Linked DNA regions of Mus musculus: region 1 is linked to region 2. A link is a loop called in an ENCODE intact Hi-C map of the cell type or tissue named here. Cell type or tissue: left cerebral cortex. All regions are shown on one strand. Each heading gives the region's core, and the rest is flanking DNA. Links, peaks and the distances in the headings are about the cores only. Region 1 holds the start of Ncam2 (neural cell adhesion molecule 2). Region 2 has its middle 50 kb from the start of Gm23355.

Evidence for each region. Peaks named below come from ENCODE experiments on the same cell type or tissue, not always from the same donor. Only the 100,000 strongest peaks of a DNase experiment are listed, where the experiment ranks them.
Region 1: a loop joins it to region 2, with 3 times the contacts of the local background. A loop is called at or near these places in 2 of 42 quality-filtered maps.

The regions. Positions count from the first base shown.
Region 1 is chr16:81,194,549-81,210,660 of GRCm38, forward strand. Ncam2 (neural cell adhesion molecule 2) reads left to right here and starts at 6,149. Exons shown (of 18, transcript NM_001113208.1): 1 at 6,149-6,420. The coding sequence starts at 6,366. In left cerebral cortex, for the core only: CTCF peaks have their summits at 7,616 (motif pointing right) and 8,401; DNase peaks (open chromatin) are centred at 6,282, 6,414, 7,164, 7,638 and 2 more places; H3K4me3 peaks cover 3,816 bases; H3K27ac peaks cover 3,451 bases.
Region 2 is chr16:82,485,472-82,501,583 of GRCm38, forward strand. No RefSeq gene overlaps it. Among named protein-coding and RNA genes, the nearest start is that of Gm23355, 50 kb to the right of the region's middle. In left cerebral cortex, for the core only: no CTCF peak of the experiment used is centred there; no DNase peak of the experiment used is centred there.

The DNA of each region.
Region 1 (16,112 bases), core at 4,492-9,491, 1.3 Mb before region 2:
ATGTATAATAAAATGGGTAAATTTATCTGATCTAATTCATTATACACAGACAGACTATTTATGTTCAATTATCTCCCCCCAGGGTTTTGAATTCCTTGTTTTTGATAAAGTTGTGAAAGCCAAAACCAGTTTCTATTTAAATATTTATTTTTTGGATAGAAACATTTGCTCACTTGCTAGGAACACTGGGTTTTCTCTTGCAGAAAACCCAGCTTTGGTTCTCAAAAACTCAATGAGAGTTCAGAACTCTCTATAACTTCAGTGCCAGGAGAATCCATACACTCTCCTTTCACCCGCAGGCATCAGGCATGAACATGTTGCATATGCACACATACAGTCCAAACTCTCATACACAGAAAATAACAAATAAATCTATAAAGTGTTTGTTGAACATGAAAACCGACTCTATTGAATTCTGTGAATGGCAAAGCAAACTTTTTTCCCTCAAAATGAGTGTAAACCCTCTTGTAGAATGATAGAACATGAGGTTTACTTAAAATCCTTTGTGCTAAAATAGAATGAATGTAATAAAACAATGTACCATGGCAGTAGACTTAGAGACTAAACATTACTATTTTGACATTTTATGGGAAGAAGTGGCTTTGCTAACACCAATGTGCTTGTTACTAATAATACAGTTAATTAGCCAAACAGAAAAATCAACAAAAAATGGAGCTTTATTAATAGAAGAAACAAATACTTCCTCAATTCTTTTTAAAATATAATTTTCAATTTTATTTCATTCTAAAGATGCATTTGATGAACACATTATGTCAGTCAAACCTATAATTGTATGGTAGGTGCTGCCTGAGATGAACAATGTGTCTGCCCAGTATGTGATAACTTCCCTTCCCTGGAAAGCCTTTGTACAGCCATCAAGTATTTCAATACTACACATGGACAACAAAATGATTTCTGACTGCTCTGATCAATATTCGGACAATCCACACATCACATCATGATCCTTCTCACACCAAACAGATTCCTGTCTAGCCACTGTTTGATTCCATTTTTCTTTCTTCCCTGAATATGATCTTGAAATTGACTAACCGACGTTTCTGACAACATGCTACGGCTTTGCTGCGTTTCCCTTATTCTCCATCATTAAATTTGCCGAGGATGACTTGGTGAAGAAAAATACATGCCCTTGGAGTTAAGAAAATATTATTCTGGCAAGTAACAAATTATAGGCTATTATTCCGTAATTTCAGAGAGAAGTGAGAAGTTATTTGCCCAGAGGGAACATGAAGTAACCATGAAGGAATATGACCCCATGTATCTTAAAAGAAATTAAAAAGTAAGAAGGTGTGATGATTAGGGAACCTTTGTACGATCAATCTATCTCTTCCTGTTCTTAATTTCAAGGGGAACAGTTATGCTCATACAGCATTTGCAAACGGGGATGCTAAGATCTAAATCTATCCACTGTAGATCTTCTGTCACATGCTCACAAACAGCCTGGTAAAACATCTTAAGACGCTGTTGTAACATGGAAGTAGAAATTATTTTTAAAGACATGTTCATTAGAAAAAGTGGCATAAATGGAGGCAGGAAGGCAGAAGCATGCTTGTCTATTTATAGAGGTCTCAGGCTATCTGCCTATACACACAGTGCACATTTTCCCCTCTTTTGTGGTAATAGAAAAAAACCCAAACAGGCAATTTTCTAGACAAGCAAATGAATAGGTATAATGGTTTGTGACATTTTAAAAATATAAACGGACACATGGAATGTCCTATTTCCTAATAGTATAATTTTGACGCATACGAATTCTGCCAACAGAGTAAACAAAAATAACACCAGGGACAGTGACATAAACACAATCTTTACAGAATGGTCCACAGCAGCATTCAAGCCTGGCTCCCATGTATAGTTTATATGCCTGCATGTGTTTTACAGGAACAGATTGCAGATGTAAGAGCGAGAACCTCCTTGAGAAGATAATTTCCACATATAATGCACCTTATCGTTTTCTATCTCTCTGCTACTCCTTCATGTTCGTTTTATTGATTCTTCTAAATCAAATTTATCTGCTCTCACTTACCCCAGTACCCAGTTCTGCTGGTGTTTCTTACTACTCAGATTTCCATAGATTCCTGAATTCTGTTCAACTTGCTTTTATTTTTATAAATGAAAGAGCTAAAGCGCCATGAAAAGCCTCTAAAATCTTTCTCAGGTGGGGAAGAAAATTGATACCTTGTCTTCCATGTAAGTATTTTGTCAGATACAGGTTAGCGATGCCTTTCTGTGATGTTTGTACCATACACTGTGTGCAGGACTCGGCCATATTAGTACACATGTTATCTTGATCATAGGGGAGCATGCTGTTTGACCAAGGACAGGGACGGTGTGCAGAGAAAATTGATTTAGGTGTTGCCTTTCCACTGTCAGTCTGTTGGGAGATGAAAACCTGACCAATAAATGATAGCAGATCATTCTGCCAGTACAGTGGGAACTGAATGTGCTCATGGGATAAGCTGGTTACCATGGGGGAACGAAGCAGTTTGAAGTTTTGTTTTGTTTGTTGTTGTTGTTGTTGTTGTTGTTGTTTTTATTGGATATTTCTTTAATTTACATTTTAAATGTTGTTCCCTTTCCAGGTCTCCCTCCAAAACCCCCTATCCTATTCCCCCTCCCCTGCTTCTATGAGGGTGCTCCCCTACCCACCCACCCACCCACCCACCCACTCCTGCGTTCATACCCTCGAATTCCCCTACACTGGAGCATCAAGCCTTCACAGGACCAAGAGCTTCTCCTCCCATTGATGCTGGACAAGGCCATCCTCTGCTGCATATGCAGCTGGAGCCATGTGTACTTCTTGGTTGGTGGTTTAGTCCCTGTGAGTCCTGGGGTGTCTGATTGCTTGATATTATTGTTCTTCCTATATGGTTGCCAACCCCTTTATCTCCCTCAGTCCTTTTTCTCACCCCTCCTTTGGGGACCCCACTGGGGACCCAGGGCTCAGGTTGGCTTAGAGCATTGTCCTCTGTATTTGTCAGGCTTTGGGAGAGCCTCTCAGGAGACAGCCATATCAGGCTCCTTGGCACTCCTTGGCATCGACAATAGTGTCTGGATTTGGTGACTGTATATGTAATGGATCCCCAGGTAGGGCAGTCTCTGGATGGCCTTTCCTTCAGTGTTTGCAATATGTGGTACCCTGCTTGATGAACACTTAGCAAGAATAACTGGGGTTATGATACCAAAGCCTGAGTTAGTAATCCCCAGTTGGGGGATGGGCAGTTTGGTGACTTGTAATTCAGTCTCTAACCTTGAAGTTGGCACACTTGTAATTTTCTCTTAAATATTTTCTCCTTTTGTGAACTGTGATTTGAATCCAGGTCCTTGTGCTTGCTAGGTGAATTCTCTACCATGGATAATACCTTAAGGTGTAGACGAGGTTGAAAATAGCAAGGGCATTTTGTTTTGTTTTGCTTTGCTTTGTTTTGTTTCGTTTCATTTCGTTTTTTCAGTTTTCCGTTTGTTTTTGGCATAGTAAGTACTAACTCCACTGCCAAAGTCAAGTTCAACTCTGTGTTATACACAATGTAATGTTATAGATATTTCTCTGTGTGTGCCTGTGTCTGTATATGCTCATCTGTCTGTAAGCACCTATGCATGTCCATATGGATGCCAGAAGTTGATTTCAGCTACCTCACTGTACAACTTCCCCCTGTCCTCTTGTTTCTTGTTTAGAAAGATGGGTTTTCACACTGATCACGTGGAGCTTCCTAATTTGCTAAGTCGCATGAGTCAGTGAGTTCCAGGTCCTCTTCTCTTCTGTTCCTAAACATACTATGCTAGGACAACAGGCACACCTCATTGTGACGAACTTTCTATATTGATGGTGTGAATCAGAACTCACTTTCCTTGGCTTACATGATAACTACTTTCCAGACCGAGCCAGCCATCCCTCCAGCCTTTGTCCTTTAGACTCTGTCCTGTGTTCCAAGACTGCTGGATGCTTTCAGAACTTTAGCCTTCACTTCAGCTTCTCCTTTGCTGTCTAATCTCCCTCCTTTCTTCAATGTTTCCTGAAGCCTTTCTTTAAAACGCTATTTAGAAAAGATTTCCCTTTCTTTATGTCTTCCTCTCCTTCATCCCATCTCTCTTTTCCCAACAATAGCAATGCATTCCTTGTGTATTTTTGCTACATTGCCTGATTTATTAGATAATTTTTGTATATGCCTGCTCTCTTTATCAAGATTGCTACCAAATTGAGGAAGGATTACACATCACCTCTTTAGACAGCCAAAAGACAAGATTTTGCTCAACCAATTTTTCCATGCTCTTGCAGCTTGCTTACTATTGCTGTGATGAAGCACCAAGCCCAGAAGCATGCAGAGTCCAAAGATGATTGGCTTGCATTTCTCAACCACAGTCTGTCATGAAAGGTGCTGTGGTCAGGAACTCAACGAATGAACCTGGAGATAGGAACTGAAGCCGAGGAATGCTGTTTTCTGACTTGCTCCTCATGCTTGCTTAGCCTGCTTTGTAAAACAACCCCAGAAACACCTACCTGCCCACGAGGCAAATTTTCAAATGAAGCATCCTTTTCTCACATGATTCTAGTTTGTGTCCCACTGACAAGAACTAACCACTGGACATACAAAAAAAATAATTCTCTGTCTGTCTCTTTTTCTCAAAACACACCAGTATGAATACAATCAGATTTGAGCTATATATGCCATATTATAATATGAACATTTAGATGGAAACTCCACCAATCGAGGATAGACCATTGCTTCTCTATTTCTTTCTCTGTTCTGACCTTAATGAAGTCGAGTATTCAAATTACTTTATAGTATCAGACTGTTCTCTGTCATAGTCCACATATTTACTTTAAAATAAATTGGCTCTAAGTAATAAGAAAAAGAGTGCACACCCTTACAGAATAATAATCCTCTCATCATTAAGTGTAGGTCCCTTTGCATGTGTGTGTGAACAGGCATGTTCATGCATGTGCAATAGGTACTTAGCTAATCCGGGTGTCAATTTGAAAACCTGCAAGCTTTGTGGGGAAGAGATTAGTTTTCATCTGCAGTATGTTCATAAGAGTCGACTGTGGTTGTACATGTGTACTTGCTGATAAGAAAAACACCAGGGAGCTCTCTGAGTCTGGGGTGAGCTGGTTGATCACTCTAAGGAACCTGAACAAAGTGTTGGCTAGGAACCTTTTGTCAGCTGTGTCTGCTCACTCTGATCGGGGCAGAGACCAGATCCTGGGGCCAGAGATTCTGGTTCTGATTAGTCTCTTGTCATAGGTGTCATAGTAAAGTGACAGTTTATGTCCCTGTTCCACCAGCGGAAATATCGTGATCAACCCCAGACTTTGGTTGCATGACACCACAGCTCCATGCTTACTCCTCCAGTCACACTTTCAGGTGACACACACACTCAGTTGTGAGGGGTGCAGGTACAGTGGGGTTTGCAGGTGAGTGGGCCTTAAAAAGAACCCCAGCTCAGGTCCTCCATTTACATTCCCGGATCTCTCTCTTCAGACACTGACAAGGAAATGTTACCTCACAGTGCTAATCCTAGATGGTGTATAAAAAAAAAAAAAAAAAAACCCAAGACCCTCCTAGATCTTAGCCCTCAGCAGCGCCCCCCTTTAGGGAGGGGATCCACTCATCCCAATGAATTGGGACCTAAAGATGCACTGCATGAATGTCTTTCTTGGTCCATCTAAAGCAGGGGCTAGTAGCCATACACCCTAGGAGACAGTTGTTCCCCTGATCCACAGGGAAGTGTCAAAGCACTAAGGGTGTCAGGCCAGGCCAGGGTTAAGTCCTAGGATAGACACAGACCCTGCCACCCCAGCTCTTTAGGAACCAAAGGTCAATACTTCCTGTGCCTCTGGGGCTCGCCCTCTGCAGTACTCAGCAACCCGGCCACACCTGCGGGGTCGCAAAAGAGCCAGAGGGTGCTGGTGTCCAGGCGTCCCTGTTCCCCGTGAGCATGCACCATCCGCATAGCTAGAAAAGCCCGGGACTCCTGGGCTCGAACCCGTGGCTGGGGCTCCACTGCGGACGAATCCCGGGGCCGCGCGTGCCTGGCTCGCAGGGCGAGCGCGCGGAGGGATCCGCCGGGGCCGCGCCTCCCCGCCCCGTCCCGCCCCCGCCTCCTCCCGCCGGCTCCGCTGCCGCCGCGGCGGCCGCTGCTGCCGCCGCCGCCGCCGCCTGGATATAGTGCGGCAAGGCGCGGAGCTTGCAGTCACTTTGCGAGGAGGAGCGCGCGGCGGGCTGCGGGCGGCTGGGGCACCCGGGAGCGGCGGCGGGCTAGCAGAGGCGGCCGTGGCAGCGGAAGGTTCTCTCTCCGGGGCTGGACTTAATAACTTTGGAACTGTCCGCCGGTGTCACGTCCTGAACATGAGCCTCCTCCTCTCCTTCTACCTGCTCGGGTTGCTTGTCAGGAGCGGGCAAGGTAGGAGTGTGCGGCTTTCTTGCTTCACTTTCCCTCCCCCTCTCCACCCAACCCGGAGAGGCAAAGAGCGAGGCTCCCGGGGCCACGAAACCCAGGCACCAAAGTTGCGGTGGTTCTTGAGGCGACTGTTGGGATTTTACCTCTTTCTTTACGCGGCCCCTCAAATTCTATCCGTTTGCTCGAAAGACCCCTTAAATAAGAGAGGAGACCGTGCGGAATTGGAGATAAGCATCGTCGGTGTGAAAGAGATCATGGGAGGGAAAATTGCTCCAGCTTCTGGGATTTTTTTTTTTTTTTTTTTTTTTTGGCTTATTCTCTCTTATTACCCGAAATTGGATGAGTGTGTTGGTGTGTATTCACAGTTAAATATCTGAGGTTGCGGAAGGGAAGGGCATGGTGATGTTTTACAGAAGAGGCAAAAACTACCAGCATTAAAGTCGTTTATCAAAAATCTCTGTGGTGTGCAAGAAATTCAATTCTTAGAGATTCTTTTCTTCTTTCCCAACACCAGTTTTTTTTTTTTTTGGGGGGTGGTGGGTGGGCTGTGAAGTGAACGTTTGATGGCTTATTTATGTTGGAAACTAACAGGGGCCATAGATGCTGTAAAACAGCAAATGGCTAAAACTAGGGTTGTGTTGCAGGCGTTCATTGTGACCCCCCCTCCTTTGAATATAGCATAATCTGAACACGATCTATCATTCGATTTGAATTGCACCTGTAAGGGATTTGGAAGGTTGGGGAGCACTGGGAGTACTGGGGAGCTTTTTATTTATTTATTTTTTAATTTGGGTGGGGGAGAGAGAGAAAAAACGTGTTAGAATAGCCCTAGGGACAATTGGTTGAAGCAATCTTTGCTAATCTGTATATAGATGATAGGCATTATGAATTTATCATTCTGCCTTCCATAGTCTACGTTCACATAAAATATATTCACAATCATTTGAAACGTTTTGAACTGTCCAGACAAGTTTGGACATTTAATTGGGGGGAGACAAAATACCAAAATATGCACTGGTGGAAGTCTTAAAGGCAAAGGTAATATCCATAATTCTCCTATTACATGAAAGTGCAGGAATGCCATATTATTTGTGCGGCATTTTCTATGAAATTAATAAAATGCAAGATAAGTTAAAATATGTTCTCTAGATCCAATTCTAAGCATTTTTCCCCACCGCTTCTGCGTTGCTCATGTGCTCCAGCAGGGGGTGGTATAACTCCATTTTAAGCAAGAAATGCTTGTTTCTGCTCTTGCACCCACTGTCCTTCTATCATCCCTCAGTAGGGCTTGGCATTTTGGATGTAAAGACTTCCTTTCTCTGTCTTTCTCTGAAACTACAGTGAAATGATGAACCACGATTGGATGTAGATTTTTATGTTCTGAAGTACAAATTCACATGCTAGATATTGCTCTCATTTATAAAGTGCCTCTTTCTGCCATCCTAACAGAGGATGGGTAATATTTCAGTCTCAGAAAAAATTGCAGATAGATCCATCGGAAGCTCATATTAGTCTTGTTCATTAATCCAGTCACCTCTCTTGCAAAGATCAGCATACACTTGTTCACTACAAGATACAGAGCTGTCATTTTGTGGGTGGGTTGGGTTGGTAGTTGTGTTTAACTGTTCATTTGTAACATGGAGAGGCAGTTCTGAATTCAAACAAGGCAGTCTGAAAAATCTAACTTAGATGCAATTGCAATTAGGAGAGTGTAGTGTGAAGTAATATGGGGGCAAGTTTGTGCCGATTGATGCGCTGTCTGGAGGAAATCATCCCAGTTGTAGAGTCTGTGCATTTATCATCGCTGATGCCAAGTGTGCTGGAATTCAGGGAAAGGGGAGAGGTTGGAATGCTTAAGTAGCTAGGCATAAACAGTGCACAAAGGCAGATACACTTTGGGTCTCTAGATGTAGCCTGTATTTGAAATTGTGATTTAGCTGATTTATAATCAGCACGCAGGGTGGTTAGAGAGGAGAACTGTGGCAAGGAAGCCTGCCTGCAGGGGAACCCATATTCCTCGTCAATGAAACAGGACAGACGGATGGCATCTTTGTAAAGAAGATCTCTCTGTCTCGTGCAGTGGCATGCCATGCAGACACCCTTAGTGGAGTATCCGGGGGAACCAGCTTTTCTGTGAACAAGCATGTAGTATCGCTGTGCCATGTGCTGTAAGGAAGTCAAAGACGCCTGGAAACAGAAATCCTTATCCAGGAGTCTAAATTTCTCTAGGCTGCTGTTTTCTTCTCTAATTACGGGTGCAGCCGCAAGTATCAGACACACCATTGGGAGCTATTTTTTTTTTCTCTTTTTTTAATGAACCATGTGTAACTTGCATTTCTGTTTGTTCTTTTTTTCTTTTCTTTCTTTCTTTCTTTCTTTCTTTCTTTTTTTTTTTTTTTTTTTTTTTTTGATGGAGCCATGAAAACCTACAAGACAGTGACCCTCAGGTTTGCCTTGGAAATACTAAAAGCTCAAATGGCTGATTTACGTTTCCAACAATATACTTGCAGGGGATTTTATGAAGCATGATTGAAGCTATTGCTTGAGAAAGTGGTGTGCAGTTTGACTGGGGAAAGACAACGATGATGTATTCCCTTTTAAGTAGTCAAAACGTTTTGAACCACAACAGTAGAATGGAAGAAAATGGCTCAAGTGAAAAAAAAAAAACTAACTTAAGTGGATGCCAATCCCATAATTAGCTAACAAGACCTATTAACTTCAGTCCTTACTTTCAGATCAGTGTTATTGTTCATGGAGATGAGAGAATTTTTTTTATTAAAAATTGAAATAGAAATGTTCTTTTGAAAGCCTTCCATTTCCAATGAAAGATCAATACCTAATGAAAGAAGGTTGTCAACTCTGAACTTAGTTGCCCATGGAAAGGAATTTATAATTACTTAACGTGTGCAATTATTTTTACCTTCTCTTTAAGACTCAGTTCCAGGCTCTGCTGTCATAAATCTCTAGTGAGTCTCTCATTAACAGGGCATGTGCTGTTTTTAAGTCTAATTCCCAGTCTGAAATAGGGATGGGCAGCTTCTGAAACTTTCCGGGTGTTTAAAAATCATTTTCATCTCCTTTTAAGAACCATCTAATATGATTAATGCCAGTCTGTGACTGTTGTTCACACATGCAAAACAGAAATGCTGCTCTACTGAAACCCAGCAGGGTTATTCCATTCTCTTTAAAAAGCTGTGTCAACCATTCATAGCATCCTTTAACCTAAAATGTGGGGGAGGGTCCTGTGAGAAGCCCACTCGGTGAGTGAGTCTGGACATCTGCTTACATTTATTTTTTTCCTAGGCAAATGCTAATAATTGTGCATTGGAGAGATCTGTTCCTTCTGAAGACAGAGCAGGCATGTGGATGCCTACTAGCCAAATCCACAAATGCCCACTATGTATAGGCTATGACATATGGCCTCTCTTGAACCCTTTCTCTGTCCACCCTGATCTAATTCTTTGCCTGCGTCCTCTCTCTGTGACGTTTCTTTTGAACTAACTGAATGTCCATCTAACTTAGGGAATATAGGCTCTATAAATTAATATTTCTTTTGTCAGTGAACAGCTCAGAGGATTCCCTCCCCGGCTTGATGCCTGCTGTTCTCTCTTTCATTTCCCAAGCTGACTCTGAGCCTAGTGAGCAGTAGGCACAGGTGGACGGTCCCGAGTGTCTGATGAGTTTCTTCCTTGGCACAGGGGACTGAGGTTCGCTAGGATGTAATATCTTACAGGAGAAGCAATTAAGGGAACAAAAGAACTCCATTCAGTAAAGGGAAAAGGTCAAGTTTCGTGTAATTTTGTAAATAACGTGGCCTTCTTTCACAAATGGGCTGGTTTGCTGTGAGACGGAGAAAGGTGCTTTGCAGTCTGAAGACAGGAGCCAGGCTCAACTGTGGAGTTTGTTTTTCACAGGCAAGAGCTGAAGGGCTGGGTAGAATGTTGGGAAGTCTCTAGAGCTGGCCCTGCTGCTTCCGTTGGCATCTGACGTTGGGGAACTCATTTTAGCTTGCCTCTTTTTAAGGATCATTGTCTGAATCAGTGCACCTCTGATCGTGTAGAGAAAAGTATTCAGCTAGGAGGCGAGAGCATCTGTTAAGCACTTGTCTTGTTATTACTGCCATTTCCTTATTTTTATGTATTATGTCATTAATATGTCTCTGGGTATATGGAAAGTCATTCAAACAACATTAGTGGTCTTATAAAGGAAATACACATGATTTTCTGGTTTTGCTAAATTCAGAAAATTTTGAGTTTCTTGCATCTTCATATCCTGCCAATTACAGTGAGGCTAAGAGTATTTAAAAGATTATCAATTAGTTTTAATTTTTCAAATTACATGCTAAAGGAACACATTAAGAAGCAACTGGCCCTTTTATTAAAAGTAACATTCTGCCATTTAACAGAGTTAAGCTGCCATTAATCGTTCAGCAAACACATGTACTTCTTGGAGCTCCCCATTTACCCATTTTAATGGTTCCTCACTGTTTTAAATTACAATGGTGCTACTACTAAATAGATGACAGCATTTTTCTTAGGCGCACACATTTACAGCGCCTCTACCAATTAATCAAGAACCACTAGTTAAGTTAGAGGGCTTCGACGTCATGATCATAGACACTCCTGGATGAAAATGACTAAGAGGGGTGCTAAAGAATTTTAAGAATCTTTGTCACCCTAGATATGACAAGATATCTTTGAAGGACTTTAGGTTGATCATAGGGTTTTGGCTTTGCACTATTAAATTATTTTACAGGGAAAGAACAAGTCATTGCCCCTGAGAGCATAATGCCCGGGTGACCAAGGGTCCCTTGACCTTGAAGAAGCAACTGAAATTCACAGAACACCTATTTGCTCATTGAAAACTTGGACATTAACATATGCCAGTGCTTGACCTAGATGCTCAGCCACTAAAGTTTGCTGTGATAGTGATATCTGTAAAATGTCGAACATATTACACATGGTATTGTTCATGATATTCAACAATCACCATACAGATAAAATGTAATAATGTATAGAATTGTATCACTTATTTATTCACACAAAATCATAAAATTTCCTTTGTAATTAGAAATATTTTATACAGTTAGAGACTCTAATCCACTGAAGAGTGGAACTCTCCCATCATTGAATCCGTTAATTATGATTTGTTTATTTATATATTCATTGTTCCAGACACCTTACTAGACAAACATATTAGAATTTTTTTTAATGAACAACCACGTGAGGTTCCCCTTAAGGTCATAAGACACATGTATTATTTTTCAATTTGCAATATGGTGTTGGCTATATGTCTTGCACTTATGAGTTAGACTGGAGTGTTAGGGTAGGCACATATTAGGATAAGTGAACTTAGAGGATATCAGATAGAAAAGCAAATGGGTAATTACCAGAGATCTAATTAGTCCACATGCTTACCTCACTTCAGGCAACACCAAACTTTTACGTAGATTTAAAAACTTAGAGAGTGTGAGAGCCAGTAAATTAACAGAAGTGACAGTTTCAGAATAGGACTTGAATTCATAGCCCTGTGGCTGCCGGCACAAGACCTGAACAAGATCGGGGCAACAGTAGTTCTGACAAGAATTGCTGAGAGATTCATCAACCCCAACATTTAACTGAGATGCTATGGACAGTTGATGCTATCCCAGAGAGGGAGAGCCAGGTTTATTTAAGCATGTGGCAATCATTAGGCCATATGTGCTCTTGACAGTACCCCCTCACTCAAAAGCATATTGAATACAAATTGATATCAATGGCTTGTTTGTTAAGTTATAAAAAATGTAGACAGGTAAAAAGTTGGAAATGTGAAAATGTGGTCATGAGGGTGTGGCTCAGTTTATAGTGTGTGCGCTTACTACTTATGAGACACTTGGTCTGATTCCCAACACTTCAAAAGGCAGGCATCAATCTTACACAGCATCAGCATCAGCAACCGCAATATCAGCAAAAACAACAAGAGCACACAAACACATACATCTCACAAGCATGCACAGGGAAACATTGACAAGCCTTGGGTGGTATATATGGTGAGTACCTACTAACTATATTCTTGTTTGAGGTTGTTGTAGTCACATTGTAACTCAATTTTATCAAGACTCATTTGAGATTTTAGTCCTTTTATATTATTATTGATGAAGATTACAATACAGAGCAATAATCTGATTACTCATATCCATTGTGATCAGTCATTATTTGGAATTAAGTACTTAAACTTTACTTCTATCTCATGGCATTTAAAAAATAATGTTTGTTGTTTTGTAGAAAAAATCTTTATGTGTGTGGATTGAAAGAGAATGTTTGTCCATATTGGTAGTTGAGGAAATAAAAGAATACAGATTGAAAAAAATCAGATGCATGTGAGAAAGCAATAAACTTTCCAGCAAAATGATATGAAATGGCAGAAGATATCAAGATATCATATGATTGATTGCTCCACGGTCCTAGATACTCCTTGGCATTCATCCTGTTTCATCTTAATGAAAATTCATTGACTCTTCATGGTGAGGCTCAGCTGTGACATACTCTACTATCTCCTGTTTCTTTCCCTTTCTCATGGTGACTGAAGGCACGGAAACCATAAATATCTAGTCTGAAAGTGGGAGATCATTACTTGAATGTAAAATACAGCTAAAGCCAAACCTATATTCATGAACCTGCATTTTACCTCAGTAGAGCAGAGAGCTTCACCATGCCTAGAGGAAATGAAGGCAATGATATAGGAGATGAAACAACACAGCCCAATTGTAGGAAAGGATGCAGTTGTCTCAACCACGGGAATAACCCAGTTCTAAATATCAAGTTGGAAGATTTATTCAGTTGTCTAATCTATTGGATGGTTTGGAAAGGTCAGTCATGGCATCCATGGTGGGATATTGGAGCAAGACTAAGTTTGATAGGTAGACCTTTGGGGCCTGCTTATTGAACAGGAAAGTAACTTGATAAAGATGTTTGTAAAACTGCTGACCAGATACAGATGGACCAAAGAGGGAATCAGTGGATATACATATGGTTCTCTGAAAGTAATGGATCTTTTATCAAATTTTATATGCAATTTTTGAGACGGGCCTCCATATTTCATAGATATGTCTGTCCTAAAACTTGTTATGTAGACTATGCTTGGCCCTGAACTTTCAGAGGTCACTGCCCTCTCTGCCTTCAAAATGCTGAAATCAAAGCCTGGCTGCAAACATAAATCTTTCATACAAGTTTAACTTGAATGACTGAGGATAACATTTGAAATGTAAATAAATAAAATATCCAATACAAATAAAGAAGGGAGAAGGAAGTACTTAAAATACTGAACTTATCTGACAGAAAGAATGATAATATTTCAATAACAATAATGCAATGCAATAAAATAGCATTTGTGGCAATTTTGATTTTTTCATGATTATCTCTTTAAAAGTATTATTCAGGCACCTAGTTAAAAATTCCAATGACAAATTTTTTAAAGGAATGATTTTATTTTTCCTCTCAAAGTTATTACTTACCTTTGCTTGTTATCTACTTTTATCTTGTGATTGTGTCAGAATTTGTATTTTAATCAATGTTTAGCATATGTTTAACAAACACACACATATGGTATTTGGGGAAAGTTTTCAAACATTGCTATGATTTCAGAATTTCCACTTAAATAATTTTCTCCTCTTGTCCATAGCTTTAAAAGCTATTCTTGGGAGAATAGAAAAAAAAAAAAAAAAAAGACATAACAGAGGACTGGCAGGGAGAGTGGAGTTGATTAAAGGGCAGTATAGGTGTGTATGTGTAAATGTCACAGGAAAACCTAGTTGACCCTTGTAATTAGTATGTGTGAATAATTATAACTGTGGAACACTGTGTCTGGACAAAATGGCCTAGCTGGAAAAGTGATGGATGTGCACGTCCAGAGAAGACTCACACCCACATAAAAACCTGAACACAGTTGTATGCAATTGGCATCTCTGTAGGGTCGCAAGGTCAGGTGTAGCCTCTGAGTACTAACCCTCGCCAGCTTAGCCAAAATCAGGAGTCTACAGGTTCACTGAGGTGCTCTTAGCAAAAAAGAATAAATAAGTGGAGATAGTCACTCAACCTAGATCATTGTATCACATATAACATTGTATATCCATGTGCCTATACATTTATGCACAAACATACACATGAATAGATGTGTATACATACTTGACATCACAGTCACAAACACTCATATATATAGTTGTAGAAAACTAAGACCTCATATGGCACACAAAGACTTTTGGTACTGCACACACCCAGCTGAAAATGTTTCCATTAGTGTCCAAGGGAAATTAAAGGGAATAATATTTTGAGTGCCAATTTTATGCTGTGTAACTGTGGCGAGCACTTGACTCATTACCTCATTTATTCCTGATTAAATCATATTTCATAGATGATGTACCTGCGATTGAGAGTGACTGATTTGTGTAGAGCTTTTAAGTGTGTTCTCTGGACTGCCGTCCCAAATTTATAGTCAATGATCATTACACACATTCAAGCTATATTTCAGTGCTTCTGCTCCAGTATGTATATCTTGACACATCTATCCTTACTCACTGAAGGTAAATAGGGAAATGATCCACCATGGTGAAGGAAAGGTGTTGATTGATGTAGTCTTTTCTCCAGCTCTTTTTGGCTTTTAAATGGCCAAGAGCAAGCTTTCTTGTAAACACAAAAACTGCAGCAATGCCTGAAGACAAAATCAAATGAAGAAAATCCACTGATGATTCTGTTTATTTACTTTATTCTTTGCATTTTTTTAAAAAAGTTTCACTTCCTGATGAATGCTCTCCATGCCTTGAATCTTGACCCAAATACCTGCAAAAACTAGGTGAAATACTAGTAGAAATTACACTAATATAGCTTGTAGTTAACACTGTTATGTAAAAACACATTCCCTATCTAATGTCATCATTATGATTGTGTGCTCTTGTTATGGCTAGGCCACAGATCTCTGAGAGTTTTGAATGTTTTCCCTCATATTGTATTTTCATAAGATTTGACATTATAATTTCTTATTTTTACAATACCGAGGTCTCTTGGGATTGAGAATGTGCAAGTATAATATCAAAGATACATCTCTACATGCCAACTGTCATGCCAGCTGTACAGATGAGATTTACTTGAGACACATCGTATAATGTTGATAGGTTTCCTACACCAACATAAGTACACTTACATATTGTTTTATGAGAGACCTAGAGAGAGAGAGAGAGAGAGAGAGAGAGAGAGAGAGAAAGGGAGAGGGAGAGGGAGAGGGAGAGAGAGAGAGAGCACACGTGAGTATGTGCATGGGCATGCATGCATGTGTGCTTGTGTATGTGTGAGTTTGAGGTGAGGCTGGCTATTGAAACTAATCCTAGTGCACTCCAGGGAAGCCTCCCACCTTAGAGGAGCTGTCATCTTCATCCCCTTTAAAGTGAAACACCCTGTCCATTATAGGAAAATGTGTACTATTTTTAGTACAGAACAATCTTATCATTTTTACATTTACAGTTTTTCCTCATCTATAGATTTCTGTAGATTAAAGTACTGAGCATACTACCCACGCAGAGCAATTTCATTTTTGCCTTCTAACAGCAAGATCACAACTTTGTGTTCTGCATATATCACTACATGCAAGGAACATGAACAAAGAGGGTGGTACAAATGCCTTCTTACACCATACGTCATTCTTTGTTGTGTATGAGAAGCATGTGA
Region 2 (16,112 bases), core at 6,869-11,868:
TCAAAACCCAAATTGCAGATGACCACTTAGTCTTGTAAACTGTTACAGGGAGGGAAGGCTGCCCTGAGAGAGTGTATGTGCATTTTTATATGGGCATGGCCAAGATGAGTTCTCAAAGTAAACAAACAAGAAAAACAGCAAAATGATGAGTAACAAGAGATGCACAACACCAAAGAGTCTACATGAAACATGTACAAGGAAATTTCTGTGAATGTACTGGATACAAATCCTGAGACTGTTCTTGGGGATAACCTTGCCTGTTCCTAAGATCCTGAGTGACAGTCTCAGAGAACTTTCATGCCGAAGAGTAGCTATGCCTCAATAAAAAGATAACATTCCAGTGTGCTTGGTTCAAACTTTGCTTTGTCACAGAAGGCAACTGTAGAGGGTTAGAAATAAAAGCACTGTCTTGCCTGAAGATAACTGGTATTTCTCATGTGATATTTTCTAACTTTTTTCTACAACAGTTTACTGTGATAAAATACCCTGACAGAAAGCAACTTAAGTGAGAGATGGCTTCTTTTAGCTCATAATTCCAGGCAACAGTTGATCACAGGGATGTCAAATAAACAGGTAAATAAATCAGCCTGTTATATCACATCCAAAGCAAAGATCAGAGGAAAAATCAATGCATGTCTGCTGCTGGCCTACCTGTTTGTGCTCTTTTTCAATTTCTCCATTCTTATCTAGTTAGGTTCTGGTCCTCAGCTGAAGAAATGCTGCTGCCCACAATTGACAAGTTCTTATCATGTCAGTTAACTAAAGTAAGACCATCCTCCAGTCATGTCAACAAGCCAACCCAATGAACAGACAAAACTAGGACAGAATGACAAAACTAAACACCATAGCCATCAATTGAATTCCATTATCAAGACAGAATATGTAATGTATTACTAGAGAATTTTATTTAAAACAGCTATGCTATATGACTTTTTTTAGTGCAGATTTCATTTTAGATATTGTCTTAATTGAGGTTTCATTGCTGTGAAGAGACACTATGACCAAGGCAACTAATATAAAGTACACCATTTAATTGGGTCTGACTTACAGGTTCAGTGGTGCAGTCCATTATCAATCATAGCAGGAAGGATGGTAGTGTTCAGGCAGGCAGACATAGCCCTAGAGAAGCTGAGAGCTCTACATCTTGTTTGAAGGTAAACAGGAGAATACTGTCTCCCACATGGCTAGGAAGAGGATATCAAAGCCCACCCCCCACAGTGATACACTTCCTCCAACAAGGTCACAACTACTCCAACACCTAATAGTGCCATTCCCTGGGCCAAGCATATTCAAACATCCCCAGTTATGTATACTTTATTATTGACAAAATTACCTTCCATTGTTAATACTAGTCTGTTCTCTTTAAAACCGTGCCTCTTCAACTTCATGATCATTACTGGCACAGATTTTAATAATATAAATTATCCGGTTTTCCCTCTTTGACTCTGCTTCTATCTGTAATTTCTCTGTTTTGGTTCCCAAGTATACAAAAAAAAAATCCAAATTTTCATTCATTTCAGTAGGTTTCATAGCACATAGACTTCAGCACAATTTACCTTAAGGCTGTGAGTGTATTAAGCACAGCACTTTAAAGGATAATTGTGATTTATTTTGTGTGTTTTAAAGATATATGTATAGGTAAACATAAATGTAAACTATATAAAAATATTCTGCTGAGTCCATTTTCTGTTTGTATATATCCATTTCAAGGCTAGCAACTGTTTCTTTATAAAGAAAAAAAATCACTTACCTTTCTTATGTAGTCCTAGTCTGCAAATAGCACAATATTTTTCAGTGCACACGTTTAAGATATCATTTTACGAGTAAATATTGAATCTTAGTAATTTCTCATAGATAGTATTTTTCCTGAATGCTTGCTTATTTTATTTGTCTTTAGAGCTATGCATTGTGATTCTGCCATTCAATTTTCCTGGTATGTGTCTGTAGGAAGGGTGTTTTTCAAATCTCATTGAACTTGATTATTGTCAGGGACAGTTTTTGCTCTTCATATTTTCTTACAGCTTATAGTCTGGTTGGATTTTTTGGTCATGGATGCTTTTAATTTTGTCTCACAGCATAGCACATTCAAAGGATGGCCATTTTTACTATGTTAATCTTACCAATCCATTAGCATGCAAGACCTCTAGCTCTTCCATGTAGATAGATATTTGGATATATCTGGCATATCCGTATAAATATCTTCTTCAGATATATTCTTCAATTTCTTTCTTCAGAAACTTGAAGTTCTTGTCATATACGTCACTATCTTCTTTGGTTAGCTACACCAAGATATTTTATGTTATTTGTGGCTGATGGGAAGGGTGCTGTGTCCCTTATCTCTTTCACACCTGTCATTTTTTTGTTCTTATTGACTTCAAATATAACGAAAGGAAAAAAAAAACATGTCTCTACACCTTATATTTATAAAGATTTTTTTTACTATTTCTAATATTTGGCAATACATATAATGATCGTAGTGAAGATTAGAAATGTTCGCCTTAAGGAAAACCTAAGTAAAATTAGATTAGCACATTTGATGGTTATGCATAAAAATGGGAAATGGATTATGTATACTTTCCATTATCACACATCCATATAAATATAATTAGGCTCTTATTTAGACATGAGTAGTAATGCATTTGTGTCTTCCCTTTGGGTTTTAACTGGGTGCTGATGCTGTGAACCATATGTACATATTTATAAATGGCAAATGTTAACTGATTTGCTTTGTAGAAAGTATTGCTATAATCTTAAGCATAATTTTTATTAGTTCAGGCTCATTATCCTAATGATTTCAGGAAGAGGAGTATCCTTACTGTAAAATCATACTGTTAAAACCAAAAATTTTAAGAACTAATAGTACTGGATGATAGTGTGACTTCCTCATTCCAAACCTACACACACAGAATAAATTTAATTCTCTTAATTTGCTTTCTAGTTTGTTGTATATAATGCATGAATGGCTGTGTTTCAGATACCCATGAAAATAATTAAATAGGACTATTACCAGAAGGTTGTGTCTGCTTGACATTATCTATATTTTGGATTGAAAGAAAAATTATGTAAATTAAATTCATTAAGATAAAGACATTTAGACAGACATGGGGTCACAGTCCTATACTAGCAGTTTTTGTGACATATAGGACAGAGTTTTATGTCATCTTTCTCTGTGTAGGAAGATCCTAATTCAATGTGAATGGGTTAGAATGAAACTCAAAAAGAAAATGAGTGCATATAATTTAATCAATTTAAAAATGTGATATACCTATATACATATATACATACATATATACATATATATATACATATATACACACATACATGCATATGATCATAATTTGGGCTAAAGCTTTTGCAAGAAATATGCACTATTCATTCATATTATTGATTTCTGCTAATCTTCTGATTTTTCCCAACCATTCCTGGGAACATTTATGAAAAATTCATGATCTTAGATTGCTCATATGTATATGAATGGAAGTTTAAATGTGTGATATTTATTTGATTTATAATGCCATTTAGCTCTGACTTTTCTTTACTAATTTTTAGTCTTGATGATTTTGAAGCCACCCAGAATTCTTATGCTGATGTTCATGTGTGCATCTAGTTTTATGGTGATGTATATATGATGGGAATTTTGACACTCTTAAAAATACCTTTGTCTTTTTTATTTAATCTTCATGAGTGGTTTATATCCAGTTGTGTATGTGTAGGTAGTATACACTGAATGCCCTCTGAAGTAAGATCATTATGTCAGATCACTTAAAACAAGAGACACAGAGTTTTCAACTACCATAAGCATGTGGGGAAATGAATGTAGGCCCTGAACAAGAGTAGTGCTTGCTTTTAACTACTGTGCCATCTCTTCACCAAATAACCCTTCCATCCATCCCACCCAAAGCCTTCCCTATACTGCCCCACTTCCTTTTCCTCAAAATTTCATGTGCACTTTATTATTTTAGACTCACTCAATTCTCCTACTGTTGTAGTTATATGGAAGTATATAAGAGCATCTACTGAAACATGGGAAACCAACATGGTCTGAATTAAAACAAACAAACAAGCATATAAAACACTAACTCTTTAGACACTAGTAGCTATCAATTCTCCATAGCTCCTCAAGTAGGTATGGACAGATATTTATGACTTTATCCTTCACCCATGCTTGGGTTTGTATGTACTCCCAGACACACTCAATTCATGTGCTCAACGGTGCTATTTTTTTTCAAGAAATGCAGTTTGATGCAGACATATACTACCTTTGTTTCATATTATCTTTCAGTCTCATACAGATTATTTATGACCCTGATAAAGGTTGCAATATAGAACACTAGAGAAGAGCACTCTACAATTTCATATTATCTTTATATTTTAAGGTCAAATCTTTACAGTAATAATTATCTGTCCTGTAGAATAAGATTCTTTGATGATGGCTGAGAGATTCACACTATATGTCTAGTGATAAGCCATTAACACTATTTCCATGTATTAGAATAATAGCATGGGCTTCTCCACTAGACCCTATGACCTATCCAAACAAGGTTTTGCCCCATATAATTGGACTAGACATAATGTCCATCTTCTGTAGTGAAATTTAAATATCACTGGTAAGGTTTTGTTTACTTCATTAACATTCATATAATTATCATACTAATTGTTATATCCTGAGACATCAGTTGTCAAAGCAGCTCTCTGTGTCCATGGCAAAATAATTCTGCTCATTATTTTTCTCCCACAGTAGCTTGCAGCTTGGTTTCTCCAAGTGGTATGACTTAAGTGTGTGGTGTCCTCAGCAATAGGGTCTTAACACCAAGTTTTAGAGAGCAACCAGGACTAATAGTGATAGCCTCCATTGTTTAGCATTCAACCCAGAAATGAGTTTTCCATACTCAGTACAGGGGACTGATTTGCTAGTATATGGTGAGAATAATCCTATTCCGTTCTATGAATGGTTCCATTTTTCTAGAGTAACTCATTTAAAGTCATTTTTTCTGCAGGATTCTACAGTGGTGGGTTTATATGGAGAGGGGAATAATTTTAAAGGTCTTTAGCTTTCATTATTTGTCCCATACTCATTTTTTTTTACCATGGCATCACTAAGCCAAACACATTTAATCCTTTCTTTCCCATTATTACAGTGTCTCCCTCCATCCCACCTGTATTATGGACCCTTTCTCATGAAATTTCCCCATTTTCACTAAGCAGTTTCTGGATACCTATTGGTACACCAATTTAGACACACATATGTAGAGAATCAAATCTGGCATTTATCTATGAGAAAGAACACTCATGTTTAACTTCCTTTGGTCTTTCTTGAATTTATTCAAAATGGTTACTTACAGGTATATCAATGTTTTTCAAATTTCCCAATTTATTGTTCAGTATTGAACAATATTCCAATATGTATATTTTATTATTGAATAATCATTCATATGTACATGTTTATTATTGATAATTTTCTACTGTGTATAAGTCACTATATAATTATCCTGTCATAATTTTATTCATATTTAAATTTCTTCCATTACATGACTATTATAAATAGAGCCAAAGATGTTGATGAGAAAGTATTAGCATAGCTTCTAAATTAGGATATAAAACTTTTCAGGAATATGGTAAAGGATGTATAGTGTCATAGGTATATTTATATTTGAGGAACTTACACATTATTTTTTATGGACCAATGACTAGTCCAACTTGGGACCTACTCATGGTCAAGAACCAATACCTGACACTATTAATGATACACTGTGATGCTTTCAGGACAGGTATGTTTCATAACTGTTGTCTGAGAGGGTCCGCCCAGCAACTGACTGAAACATATGCAGAGACCCTAAGCCAAGCATTATATAGAGCTCAGGGAGTCTTATGGAATAGTAAGGGGAAGAATTGAGAGATCTGAAGGAGATAGTGATAGTTACCCCACAAGAAGACTAACAGTCAACTAAACGCTTGCAGGCTCACAGACACTGAACAAAGAACAAGCATGGGATAGCCCTAGACCTCCAATACATATTGAGCAGATGTACAGCTAAGTCCTCAGGTAATTCACCGAACAATTATAGTGTGGATATTTCATGACTCTGTTACCTGCCTATAGATCCTGTTCCTCTAACTGTCTGGCCTCAGCTGGAGAGGATGTGCCCAGTGCTGTGAGTTTATAAATGAGTGGTTTTATCAAAAGACACTGTTTTGCCCCAGTCCTCCCTAACTCCCAGATTTTATAATCTTTCTGACTTATAATCTTCTGTCTTGGTTTTTGAGCCTTGAGATTGCAGTGATAAGAAGTTTCTGTTTCATTTGTGGATGAACACACATTTGCTATTTATTCTCTGCACTTTGGCCAGGTTTTGCCTTAAATATAAAATATATTTTATAGCTAGTTGATATTACACTCCTTAACCCCAGAATTTTGAAGGTAGGATCATGTGAACCAGAAGTTCAAGGTAATCTTTAGATGCATAGTGAGTTCCAGGATTGCCTGAAATATGTAAATTTGTTTTGCAATTGATATATCATTTTCAGTCTGTTATTCCTTTTGAAGAGAAGCTTTCCCTGAAATCATTAAGGAAGACAGCTCCCAAGAATCCAGCCATGCTGAACTATAGATTTGCTCAGAGATGTGTAGTACACTGACTGTACTTTTACATTCTATACTTAGCTCTTTTCGTTTTCACTTCTCCATCTTCTAATGCAACTGCTATCAGATTTTGTATCTTGCACCCTCTCTCCTCTCTCACTCTGTCTATTGCTGTGTCTCTGTCTCGGTCTCTCTCTGTCTCTCTGTCTCTCTCTGTCTCTCTGTCTCTGTCTCTCTGATTCTGCCTATCTATCTATCTATCTATCTATCTATCTATCTATCTATCTATCTATCTACCTATCTATCTATATATCTATCTATCTATCTATCTAATCTGACAGTAAAGGTAGAGAGTGTCCTTCTGTAGCTTTGATTTTTCCTTTAAGCCCAGTTTACAAACTTCTTGGTTTCCACTCACTATACTGGTAGCAAAATAATCTTCAGCTTGCCTTTAACTCTCTTGAATGGACACAGCTCATAGTCATTGTATTCTTTATGAAGTTCCATTACTATTTCTTACCTTTTAGAACTAATATTTGCAGGTATTAATCATGTAAGATTTTGTCACTCATTCTACTGTCTTCTAGAAACTTCCCAGTCTATCTTACATTGGTGTTTTTAGACTAGACTCTACATTGTAATCAACCCTGACTTCATACTTATGGTCTCTTAGCCTCTTCCTGCCTCCATCATCTGAGGGAAAGGACTACAAACTTATCATTCTTCCATTCAGTGAGTTTATTTTCTTTTTAGTTTATAGTAGGTCTGAGGGAAAGTTTTTCATCACATGCATAAATATATGTACCAAAATTACCAAGTGTGTTATATTAATAAACTTGTGGTCATCTCTCAAATGTCAATGGCACAGCTAAATAAAATATATTGACTTATTGAGATAATTATTGTATTCATTATCCAGAAGAGCAGGCAATTAACCATAGCTTTCACATATGTAAGGCAAATATAATCTCCAAAGTCTTCCATGGTTCTATTAATTGCCACTAGGGAAAATAATGTCCAATTTCAAGTGAAATGAAAAGCTTGAGTAACAAGTGCAGCTAAATTCCATTAAGGAAAATACAGAGGACAAAACAAAACAATAGCATATTATTTTAAGAGGCTCTACTTCGTGTATCAACACTATCAATTTCCATTAATTCACAAAGATTAAAGTGATAAGGATACATAAGAAGATTTTCCCATTATCTCTTAATTTAATATTCTTCTCTTCTAATAATTATCCAGTGAACTAGAGACAATTTATAAAGTTACATGTATGCAGACAAATAGTCTATATTATTTTTAATGTTTAATATATTACTTTATGTAATTATATTTACATATGTGTGAATATTCACATAGACCTAAGTGCATATATAATTACATAGATGTAAATATTAGAATGTGTGAAAAGGTGTGCAATATATACATATAGGTAAATTAATTTATTTCTTTACTATGCAATATGGCTTTATATTTGGAAAATAATTTAATATTTTACTCATCAACTTTAAAGTTATATATAACGAATGAACTGGACAATATTCTTAAAATGTTAGTATGGCTGTCATTCAAAAATTTTAATTTGTTATTTGATTTTATTAAAATTTATTTTACTTTCACACATTTTTATAAAATAGCCAAAGGAAATTAAGATTTTTATATTCCTTTTTAATGCATTTGTCAAATTAATCCTATATCATTATAAGCTACTAATATTATAAGCTACAAAGCTATAGATGGTATCATGGATATATATATATGTATATATGTATTAATATTTTGTAACTTAACTGGTTATTAAATTCAATCATCTTATTTTTGAATTAATGATCAAACACTGCCATCTCCTGTTGTTCTCAAAATAATTTTTATTAATATTGAATATTTCTGTAGCACTGAAATTTTCAGATGCGGGAGTAATCAATTCTTTAGGATTCCCCAAATAGCTGAGAGATAACTCAACATCTTAATATAATTTGTTGCCATTATGATTAAAAAGATATTATAGAACCATTAAGCCTTGATATAAAACTCTTATAAATTGTTTATTTTATAATTATAGAAATATCAGTGAATAATATTATTTATGAATTATAATAAAATAATAAAAATTATTTATTCCAGTTCCAATAACTACCTGCATATGGTCTCTTCTCTTCAATATGATCAAGTGTTAACATATTTAAATAGAAATTTTCAACAAAAATAAGTATCTTTCTGAATGTCTTGAGATGGTTGAAGCTAGACAATGAAAGCTGAGTCGTAGTGAAAACACTAAGCTGTTGATATGCTAGAGCTATGAGATATCAACGAAGCAGAGCTGTATAGAGACAACAAGTGAAAATGCATGCTCAGAGAGCAAAACTGGAAGCCAAAGCCATTCAAGACCCTGACATTGGAAATTCAACTGCAAGTGGTCATTTCCCTGTTAAATGTTGATTCTGCTTTGGTCCCGTGTTTTTACATTACAGCACCAGTCTCCATTTCTCAATGGTAATGTATATCCTGTAATAATATAAATTAGGATTACTTAATTATTTTACAAAGGTGAGTTATAACTTAGCGATTATCTTGAGTCTCAGGAAAGCTTGACTTTTAATCAATTCTGAGACTGGAAGGTTCTGAAATTTTATTAAAAATGTATTTTAAATTTTATGGATTGTTATTATTATTATTATTATTATCTTATACATTACATCCCAACTGCAGTTTCCCCTCACTCCATTCAAACTTTTCAGTTGTGAAAAAGCAAAATGCCTTCTACATTGTGGCATAGCCATGAGACTATGAAGTCTACAAAGAGGAATGAAATAAGGATAAATGCTTGAAGGGTAAATGCTCCTCAAAAATCTCAGATAGAATAGTAGCTAATCTTCATTGTTTGCCTCTGTTTTGGGAGTCTTAACAAGTGAGGCCTTGTTGGAAATAGTATGGCCCAGTATGGAATAGTATGGAATAGAAGAGAGCAAAGATTCCCAGCTCAAAGGACACAAAAAAACATCTTCAACAAAATCATAGAAGCTTTCCTAACTTAATGAGATGGCCATAAATGTACAAGAAGACTAAAGAACACCACATATATTGGACTACAGAAAATAATCGTCTTGTCACATAATAATCAAAACACTAAATGCACAGAACAAAGAAAGAATATTAAAAGCTGTAAGGGAAAAAGGCCAAGTAATGTCTAAAGGCCAACCTATCAGAATTGCACCACACTTTTCAACAGATACACTAAAAGCTAGAAAAGCCTGGACAGAGAATATGCAGACTGTAAGAGAATACAAAAGCCATCCCAGCCTACCAGATCTTGCAAAACTTTCAATCATCATAGATGGAGAAACTAAAATATTTCATGATAAGTCCAAATTTAAATAATATCTATCTACCAATCCAGGCCTAAATAATAATAAAAGGAAAACTCAAACAAAAGGAGAAACTGTACACCAAAGAAAAGACAGGATATTAATCATTTTACCACAAACCCAGAAGGAATCAGACACAGAATTCTGCCTAAGACAACAAACATGACAGAACTAACAATCATCTGTCTCCAGTATCACTCAAAATCAATGGACTCATTTCCACAATAAAAAAACATCATCTAACAGATTGGATATGAAAAAATCAACCAACATTTTGCTGCATATAAGAAGCCCATCTCAATGACAACTAGGGAAACAACTCCCTTCACAGTAGCCACAAATAATATAAAATATCTTGGGGTAACTCTAACCAAACAAGTGAAAGACCTGTATGACAATAACTCTAAGTCTCTCAAGAAAAAGTCCAAGAAGACCTCAGAAAATGGAGAGATCTCCCATGTTCATGGATTGGTAGGATTAACATAGTAAAAATGGCCATCCTACCCAAAAGTAATTACAGATTCAATGCAATCCCCATCAAAATTCCAACTCAATTCTTCACAGACATGAAAAGAACATTTCTTGATTTCATAAGGAACAACAAAAAAACTGGAGAGTGACAATTCTTAACAATAAAAGAAGTTCTAGGGGAATCACTATCCCTGACTGCAATCTACACTACAGAGCAATAGACATTGACATGGCATGGACTTTGTACAGAGACAGAAAGGCTGATCATTGGAATAAAATTGAAGTCTCAGAAATATAACCACACACTTACGGACAATTGATCTTTCACAAAGAAGCCAAAAATATATAATTGAAAAAAAACCCGCATCTTCAATAACTGGTGCTGGTCTAACGTGAAGTTGGTATGAGAAAAAAGAAAAGCAATCCATATTTTTCATGTTACAGAAAGCTCAAGACCAAGTGGATTAATGACCTCAACATAAAACAGATACACTGAATCTAATAGAAGAAAAATGGGAAAAGCCTCAAACTCATTGACACAGGAGAAATTCCCTAAACAGGACCCCAATGGCTCACACTCTAAGACCAAGAATTGATAAATGGAACCTCATGAAACTCAAAAGCTTCTGTAAGGCAAAGAATATAATCATAGGACAAATTAGCAACCTACAGAGTTGGAAAACATCTTCACTAACCCCATATCCAATAGAGGGATAATATCCAAAATATATAAAGAACTCAAGACACTAACCACCAGAAATCAAACAACCCAATTAAAAACGGTATATAGAACAATAGAGAATTCACAACAGAGGAATCTTGAATGGCTGAGAAGCACTGACAACATGTTCAAAGTCCTTAGTGATCTGGGAAATGAAAATCAAAAGGACCCTGAGATTCCATGGAGAAAGAGGAAATCTTTTCCATTGCTTTTGGGATTGTAAGCAGGTACAACCACTGTGGAAATTATTTGCTGTTTTCTCAGCAAATTGTAAATAGATCTACCTGAAGATCTAGCTATACCACTCTTAGGCATATGCACAAAAGATGCCCCACAATGCCACAGGGGCACATGTTCCATTATAGTCATAGCAGCCTTATTTATGATAGTTAGAAGCTAGAAAAAACACAGATGTCTCACAACAGAAAAATAGAATGTGGTTCATTTACACAATGGAATACTATATATATATATATTACAGGTATTAAGAACGACAATATGAACTAACCAGTATCTAAACCCAAGCCCCAGAGCTTGTGTCTCTAGTTGCATATGTAGCAGAGGATGGCCTAGTCGGCCATCAATGGCAGGAGAGGTCCTTGGTTTTGAGATTATATACCCCAGTATAGGGGAATGCCAGGGCTAGGAATCAGGAGTGGGTGGGTTGGGGAGGAGGGTGGGGGGAGGGTACAGGGGACGTTCAGAGAGGAAACTAGGAAAGGGGATAGCATTTGAAATGTAAATGAAGAAAATATCTAATAAAAGAAAAAAGAGGAAAAAAAGAACGAGGAATTTATGTTTTTGAATGTAAATGGATGGAGCTAGAAAATATCAATCTTAGTGAGGTAAGAGAAACTCAAAAGGGCGTGCATGAAATATACTCACTAATAAATGGATATTTAGCCAAAATAATTATGGAATACTCGTGATACAAGCCACAGAATCCAAAAAGGTTAACAAGACATAGGGCCCAAGTGAGGATCTTTCAGTCTTACGAGGCAGGAAGAACAAACCAGAGGGCAGAGGAAAGGAGGGAACTGCATGGGAAAGGTTAGGGGAAGGGGAAGGCCAAAGGGGAAAATGATCAGATATTGGGGGAGGGACCAGGAGTGAAGCCTTAAGAGCCAGAAGAATGAATGTAAATATACAACCTTAGGATACAGGAGCTAGGAAAACCCTCTAGAATGCACCAGAGTCCCAGGAAGCGAGAATCTCAAGACTCAAAAGGAGGGACCTGAGATGAAATGCTAACAGTTGGGAGAGGAAACTTGTAGAATCCATCTCTAGTAGAAAGACAGGGCATCAAGTGGAGGGATGGAGTTGACATCAAAAACTCTGACTCAGAATTGTCCCTGTCTAAAAGAACTGCAGGGACAAAAATGGACAAGAGCCTGAGGGAAAGGAAGTCCACTGATAAGCCCAAATAGGGACCCATCCCAAGGAGAGGTTCCAAGGCCTGACACTATTACTGATGCTATGATGCACTTACCGACATGAGGGTAGGCTAGCATAGCTTCCCTCAGAGAGAGGCACAACAAGTTGCTGACTGGAACAGAAGCAGATACTTACATCCAAACAATGGGCAGAAGCCATGAACCCCTGTAGTTGAATTAGGCAAAGGCTGGAAGAAGCTAAGAAGGAGGGTGACCCCATAGGAAGTCCAGCAGTCTCAAATAACCTGGACCCCTGAGATCTCTCAGACACTGATCCACCAGCCAAATAGCATACACTAGCTGATCAGAGGCCCTGGACACATACACTGCAGAGGACTGCCCGGTCTGGCCTCAGTGAGAGAAGATGCATCTAACCCTTGAGAGCCTTGAAGCCCCAGGTACTAGGGAAGCCTGGCAGAGTTTTGGATGTGTAAGGGTGTGGGAACATCCTCTTGGATATGGGCCAGTAGGAATGGGATGGGAAACTAATTGTTGGAGGGCAGAATACTAGGAGGATAACTCTCTACTATAAAAAAAAGGGGGGGATTAAAGATAATAATAAAAATATAATAAAGAGCATAAGTTTACCATTTCAGTAATCTACATCTTTTTTTTTGAGTTCTTTATTTCTGGGTAAATACTTCAAAAGTAGGTCAGGGTTATTTTTCTTTGTAAATTTTATTTAATTTGCAAATAATAGTCATATGCAATTGCAGAGTTCAATATGATGTTTCATTACATGATTCAAGGACTTTTAAGTTTAAATTGAAATATTTGGAATTTAAACTTTCCCGTACTTCTCTCACACAACATGCCATCTGTAAACCCACTAGAATTAATTACCTAATTACAGGGAATAAAATGTCATGCCTTTTCAAGGATCTAAAATGCATTTCCTACAGTGGAGATTTTACCTGACCATCAGACCTACACAGTTTGCCCCCATTAAGTAAAGAAAATAATCATGCATTTGAGATCACGATTTTAACATGAAAATAAAGGCAATAGAAACACACCATAATTTTCAGTCATTTTATGTTCTAAGAACTAGGTCTTGCCATTGTAATTTTTAATCCTTATCCATAACCACTCATCTAACCAATTATCCTCTCAGATATAAGGACCAACTTTATTGTTTTAATTATTTTCTTGGAACCATTTAAATGTATATCATAGCAGTACAAAACTTGCTACAAGAAACACCTAGATATATAGTATCCTGAAAGGAATTTTCAGCAGTTCATCTTGATGAGTTTTATATATAGATGCAATTAGGTGAAAAAAAATACACACATGAAATCATACACACACACACACACACACACACACACACACACACAGTCACATCAAGCCTATGTCTTTATGTATATTGTTATTTCTATATTCTTTGGGAAGACTAATTTCCCTATATTTATATGTCATATATTTAAAATACGTTTTATTCTTTATTTATATTTTGGATAATGTATTCTAGTGCTTCTAGCTCCATGGAACACGAATGATAATCCTATCAATGTTACGAAGATATACCTCTAATAAAATTATATGATGCAATGAAAATATCTGAACAGTTGTAAATAGCCTTATAAAATTTTTCTTAATTTTTATTATTTTTAATAAAACATGTCTTATTGTCTCACTTTAACCCATCCAATATCGCACAACATGTGTTTCACAGATTCAGCATCTCTATTTTTTTCATTATTATTATAAAAATACATGAAACACACAAATATATAAATACAACCATTTAGTGTTATATATATGATTGGGTTCAAGGATGAATAATGGGTACCAGATAACGAATTAGGCATCTTATCCTGGAAGAAAGCTAAATTTCCCAACTTAGGATTTCTTAGTTGCCTCTCATCTTTTTTCTGCAGTTGGGGACCTATGAGAATTCCTTCTTCCATAGGAACGTATCCATTCCTCTCATCCTTGTTAAGCTTTTCTTTAGGCAGCCATGCCTTTTAGGTACCAAGGAGAACTTTACATGTCAATTCTAGGACACATGTCCTTACAAATTTCCTAGCCATCTGTCTCTTATAATCTTTCAACCCTCTCTTCCACAATACCCAGTACACCTTTAATCTTGTTAAAATATATATAGAAAAATAAAGTTAAACAGAGACATTTTCAGAATCTTTTTGAAAAGTAAAGAAGAAAGAAAATAATGCGCAGTGAAGTTTTATATATATATATATATATATATATATATATATTCATATATATATAGTATGATTTTCAGCTATATATTGATTTGTTGTTGAATTTTATATCAATCTTTTCTCTGTACTTATGTAACTATCCTGTAAGAAAAACCAAAAGTTAAAAAAATGTTATTTATTTGTGTTTTGTAAACATACTATTAATGGTAATAATAATTTATTATTTATTTATTTATTTATTTATTTTATCTTAGATATTTTCTCTGTTTACATTTCAATGTTATTGCTTTTCTTGGTTTCACCTCCGAAAATCGCCTATCTCATCCTCCCTTCCCCTACTTGTATGAGGGTGTTCCCCTACCCACCCACCCACTTCCCCTTCCCCATCCTGGCATTCCCCTACACTGGGGTATCAAGCCTTTACAGGACCAAGGGCCTCTCCTCCATTGATATCAGACAAGGCCAGTCTCTGCTACATATGTGGCTGGAGCAATGAGTCACTCCATGTGTATTCTTTGGTTTTTGGTTTAGTCCCTGTGAACTCTGGATGATCTGGTTATTGTTATTCCTGTGGGGTTGCAAACATTTTCTTCTTCTTTACTCCTTTCTCTAAGTTCTGCATTGGGGACACTTTGCTCAGTCCAATGGTTGACTGTGAGCATCAACCTCATTATTTGTCAAGTTCTGTCAGAGTGTCTCAGGAGACACCTATATCAGGCTCCTGTCAGTAATTACTTCTTGGGATAAACAATAGTGTCTGTATTTGATGACTGATATTGGATGGATCCACAGATAGGGCAGACTCTGAATGAACTTTCTCTCAGTCTCTGCTCCATACTTTTTCTCTGTATATCGTCCAATAGTATTTTGTTCCCCCTTCCAAGAAGGTACAAAGGATTCATATTTTGGTCTTCCTTCTTCTTGAGCTTTATGTGGTCTGTGAATTGTATCCTAGATATTCTGAGCTTTTGGGCCAATATCCACTTATCAGTGAGTATATACCATGTGTGTTATTTTGTGATTAGGTTACCTCACCCAGGATGTTATTTTCTAGTTCCACCCATTTGCCTAAGAATTTCATGAAGTCATTGCTTTTAATAGCTGAGTAATACTCCATTATGTAACTGTACCACATTTTCTGTATCCATTTCTCTGTTGAGGGACATCTGGGTTCTTTCTAGACTATTATATGACTATTATAAATAAGCCTGCTAAGAATGAAATAGAGCTGTGTCCTTGTTATTTGTTGGAGCATCTTTTTGGGTATATGCACAGGAGTTGCATAGCTGGGTCCTCAGGTAATACTATGTCCAAATTTCTGAGGAACCACCAGACTGATTTCCACAGAAGTTGTACCAGCTTGCAATCCCA